Regions from separate parts of the Homo sapiens genome. Here region 2 is linked to region 1. A link is an interaction called in ENCODE POLR2A ChIA-PET data of the cell type or tissue named here. Cell type or tissue: IMR-90. All regions are shown on one strand.

Region 1 (2,500 bases):
CCAGGAGACAAAGTCTGCAGTCGGCACAGAGTCACCGTCAGGTGGGGGCCCAGGGACACTATGAGGAAAGTGGCCAGACTCCAGTCTGAGGGTGGTTGAGGACCCGGTGAGGAAGGGGAGGCCTTAGCTTGCAGGGCGTCAGGTTCCCTCATCGTGTTTTCTGCATCACTGACATTTCCCAGGAGCCAGGCTCCTCCCCAACCCCCGTGGAGGATCTCGACCTCTTGCCCCCACAATACCTCCCACAAGTCACTCATCCATTTATTGAGCACCTACTGTGTACCCGGCTCTGGGGATATAGTAGCAAACACGATACATCCCTCACATCCTGGGGGCCCCCTGTCTTGGAAGGGAGGAGGGACAGAAAAGCAAACAGATAACCACATTTTTTACAAATGAAATAACCTAAGTGCCCATCAGTGGGGGAAGCGGTGGTAAATTACAAAACTGCCCTAGTCTGGGAGGAATTCGGGGAGGCCTGTGGGCCTCACAGGGAAGCTGAGGGTGTAGCAAGTGAAAAAAGGAAGCTGCCTGCTATTAGGTGTCGTGTTTTGCCATTTCCGCTTCAGAACGGAGCTGCCCTGTGTCTCCGTGAGCTCGTCCTCCACCTGCCTGCCTGCCTGGCTCTGCCTCCACTCTTTGTTCACGCTCTCTGCTGAGCTCAAACATTCCTGCTGGGCCCAGGCAGCCAAGCCCCCATCAGCCGCCTCCCAGGCCATTCTCTAATCACAAGCTCAGGCTTAATCCCCACACACGCCCAGGACTCCGCTCTGGGCAAATACTCCTCCTTTCAGCCCTGGAGTCCCTGACCTCCCGCTACCCAGACCATCCTGTCCCCTGTCCCCAGCCAAAAGGCCCCCCTCCACTGGTTGGGGGTGGGGAGACCTCAGTGTAGCCTTGTCCAATAAAACTGCCTGTGACAATGGAAATATTCTGTATACATGGAGGCGGCAAGCCACATGTGGCTACTGAGCACGTGAAATGTGACTAGTGCAACTGAGGAATTGAATTGTTAATTTTTAAAAATTCATTTTAATCCATTAATTTATTTTTTGTAGAGATGGGAGATTCTCACTGTGTTGCCCAGGGTGCCTTGAACTCCCGAGCTCAAGCCATCCTCCGGACTAAGCCTCCCACAGTGCTGGGATGACAGTCGCCTGCCGCCACGCCCAGCCTGAATTGTTAATTTTATTGTTTATGTGTATTGTTATTTATGTAAATATAGAGCATATTCATATTTACAGAATTTAATTAATGCAAACGTAAGTAGCAGCGTGCATCTGGTGGCTGTCGCAGGGTCCACCTGGGCCCAGGCATGGAGAAGAGGACAGCTCGGGTCCCTGGTCCTCTTCTTGGCAGGGGCAGCCTAGAGGGGCTGGGTGGCAGCTGAGGCCTCAGGCACTGAGCTGGGGGGTCCCTGGAGTCGCTGTGTTGATGGGGCTGAGCTTTGGGTGTTGGTGCCTGTGGCCCCTCCCCAGCGGCCAGTCCCTTGTTCTGACCCCTGCTTGGTGGTCAGAATCACACACTGAGAGCTCCTGAAGACCTGAGCTGACCTTCAGGTGGGACTGTCCGGCTCCAATGACAAGAGGTCGTTTTCCCCAGGTTCCTCTGTCTGCATCCGCTCCACGGATGCGCTCTCTAGGAACAGCTTCCCCTTCCTGGTTCTCCTGGGTCTCCCTTTCCATTCCTACAGCATCTACCTGGGCAAGAGATCTAGGGTCTCACCCCCTCACCTCCAGATTCCTGAGGTCACTTTGGTGGCCTCCCTCCTCCTGGCTCCTCCTCCGTGCTCTCTGCACCCTTCCCCCTCCTCCACCGTGGTCAACTACAATCTATTCCCAACACAGCAACCAGAGGGCTAAAGTGAAGTCAGCAGACTCCCCTGTCCCATACCTCCCAGACACTCTGAGTACCTCAGCATCAGAGCCAGATAACCCATGAGACCCCCTCCCTCAGGCTCCCCTCAGAGTCTGCTCTCTTCCCCGCCACTTCCCTCCCACTAACTCTACCCCCGATACACTGACCGCCTCCCCAATACTCAAACACGCCAAGTATGCTCCTGCCTCAGGGCCTTTGCATCGGCTGCCCCCTTGGCCCCACTCTCTACGTGGACCCCCTGCTCTTCTTCCAAGCCTTTGTGCCAAGTCACCTTCTCAGCGCAGCCCACCTGGTCCCTACATTGTAATCTGCCCTGCACTTCCCACCCTCTTTCCCTGCTCACCAATCATGGCACTCAGTGCAATCTAACCCACAACAGAAGCCACTCACGGATACAAAAAAATAAGCCAGGTGTGGTGGTGGGCGCCTGTAATCCCAGCTACTCAGGAGGCTGAGGCAGGAGAATCGCTTGAACCCGGGAGGCGGAGGTTGCAGTGAGCTGAGATCGCGATTCTGCACTCCAGCCTGGGTGACAGAGTGGGACTGTGTCTCAAAAAAAAAAAAAAAAAAAAAAGGGGAGTGAAGGCCTGACATGCGCTTCAGCATGGTTGACCGTGAGCAC
Region 2 (2,500 bases), 460 kb before region 1:
GCTAATCCAGGCCCAGCTTCCCACTGTTGATTTGGACATACAGGCCTAAGATAAGAGACCGTGCCCAGAGCCACTGGTCACTTAGCACAGGTAGTGGGAAATGGTAGCCAGCAAATGTTTAATTGAATATCTTATGTCTCCTAGACCACAGCTGAGCAAACTAGGCCAAGCTCAAGGTCCTGAGGGGAATGAGGAGCTGAGCTCAGTCCCTTTTGGCCCCCTTTCTCTTTCCCTCCTCATTTTAAGTATGGAAGCTCACTTATTTCCTTTTTGTATTGGCCATTTGTGTAGGGTTTTGTTTGAAAAAGGGCTTGAGGCTGGGCGTGGTGGCCCACGCCTGTAATCCCAGTACTTTGGGAGGCCAAAGAAAGATTGCTTGAGCCCAGGAGTTCGAGACCAACCTGGGCAACATAGTGAGACCCTGTCTCTACAAAAAAATTTTTAAAATTAGCTAGACATGGTAGTGAATGCCTGTAGTCTCAGCTGCTCGAGAGGCTAAGTTGGAAGTATCACCTGAGCCCAGGAGTTGAGGCTGCAGTGAGCTCTGATTGACCCAGTGCACTTCAGCTTGAGCAACACAGCAAGACCCTGTCTCAAAAAAAAAAAAGAAGTTGGGCACAGTGGCTCAGGCCTGTAATCCCAGCACTTTGGGAAGCCTAGGTGGGCGGATCACCTGAGATCAGGAGTTTGAGACCAGCCTGACCTCTAAAACTACAAAATTAGCCAGGCGTAGCCCAGCGGCTCATACCTGTAATCCCGGCACTTTGGGAGGCCGAGGCGGGCGGATCACCTGAGGTTGGGAGTTTGAGACCAGCCTGACCAACATGGAGAAACCCCATGTCTACTAAAAATATAAAATTGCTGGGCGCAGTGGCTCACACCTGTAATCCCAGCACGTTGGGAGGCCGAGGCGGGTGGATCACAAGGTCAGGAGATCGAGACCATCCTGTGAATGGCGAAACCCCGTCTCCACTAAAAATACAAAAAATTAGCTGGGCGTGGTGGCTGGCGCCTGTAGTCCCAGCTCCTTGGGAGGCTGAGGTGGGAGAATGGCGTGAACCCGGGAGGCGGAGGTTGCAGTGAGCTGAGAACACCAGCCTGGGAGACAGAGCGAGACTCCGTCTCAAAAAAAAAAAAAATTAGCCGGGCGCGGTGGCATATGCCTGTAATCCCAGCTACTCGGGAGGCAGAGGCAGGAGAACTGCTTGAACCCGGGAGGCGGAGGTTGCGGCGAGGGGAGATCACGCCATTGCATGCCAGCCTTGGCAACAAGAGCGAAACTCTGTCTCAAAAAAAAAAAAAAAAAAAAATGTAGCCGGGTGTGGTTTTGCATGCCTGTAATCCTAGCTACTCAGGAGGCTGAGGCAGGAGAATCACTTGAACCCGGGAGGCAGAGGTTGCAGTGAGCTCAGACCGTGCCATTGCACTCCATTGTTTCGCTGCAACGAGAGGGAAACTCCATCTCAAAAAAAAAAAAAAAAAAAACAGGCTTGAGTATACCTCTCACAGCCCTGGAGAATGCCTGAGCTGTTGGACAGTTGCCTTTTCCATTATGTCTGCTTTTTTCTAAAGCTATTCATTCATTGTTGCCTAATCATGTCCTCAGTCAGTAGTTGATGTTCTGGGCTATTTGAATTTCCTCTGAATAATGATTAATGGAGATAATGATGTTTGACCAGTTCTGGGAACTCTTGGGAATTAAAGGAATTAAACTCTTGGACATTAAACTTCACTTTAATGTGTATAGTTGTGGGTGCTGCCCCATTGGAGAAGATTGTGACAGGAAGTTACACAGTTTTACAGCAAACTGCTGGGATTTTTTATTTTTTTTTCAGTAAATTATGATAACTGTAGCATTTTCCTTTGCAATAATGATAACCTAAGGCCTTGGTGTTTCCTCTAAAATGTACATAGATACAGGATGTGGGTTTGTTACAAAGTTGTATAACTATTGCCTTTTTGTGGCTGACCCCTTCCCTAGAGAACAACATGAAGAGACCTTGCTGCTGCTATGAAACCCAGACTCTAAGGACAACTTGGGGGACATTGGATATTTTTTCACAGATGTAGACATCAAGGAGTCAGTGGTTTGTGTATGCGTTGAGTGGAGAAGGCTGGCAAGCATTTGCTACCATGACTGTTAAAAATGTGCCTGTACATTTCTTTTTTTTTTTTTTTTTGAGACAGGATCTCACTCTGTCACCCAGGCTGGAGTGCAGTGGTGTGTTTTTGGCTCAGTACAACCTCCACCATTGTGGGCTCAAGCAATCCTCCTGCCTAGGACTCCTGAGTAGCTGGGATGACAGGCATGTGCCACCACGCCCAGCTAATTTTTGTAGTTTTTTTGTAGAGACAGGGTTTTTGCCTTGTTGCCCAGGCTGGTATACATTTCTTTATATAAGGAGGGGGCAAGTAACACAGTGTTATGCTACCAATCAGGCTTTCAGAGACCATAAAACAAAATCTAAAAGGTACGCTCTTAGTAGTCATATCTGTGGAA

The links. Peaks named below come from ENCODE experiments on the same cell type or tissue, not always from the same donor. Only the 100,000 strongest peaks of a DNase experiment are listed, where the experiment ranks them.
Region 2: POLR2A ChIA-PET joins it to region 1 with 6 read pairs; 3 of 35 experiments call an interaction of 5 or more read pairs at or near these places.

What each region holds. Positions count from the first base shown.
Region 1 is chr16:4,947,501-4,950,000 of GRCh38, forward strand. No RefSeq gene overlaps it. Among named protein-coding and RNA genes, the nearest start is that of SEC14L5, 9.6 kb to the right of the region's middle. RefSeq lists an enhancer at 312-1,069. In IMR-90, no CTCF peak of the experiment used is centred here; no DNase peak of the experiment used is centred here.
Region 2 is chr16:4,486,663-4,489,162 of GRCh38, forward strand. All of the region lies in intron 1 of HMOX2 (heme oxygenase 2), which reads left to right. The region is part of intron 1 of LOC124903636 (a long non-coding RNA gene); the gene reads right to left. Among named protein-coding and RNA genes, the nearest start is that of HMOX2, 12 kb to the left of the region's middle. In IMR-90, no CTCF peak of the experiment used is centred here; a DNase peak (open chromatin) is centred at 1,559; H3K27ac peaks cover 449 bases.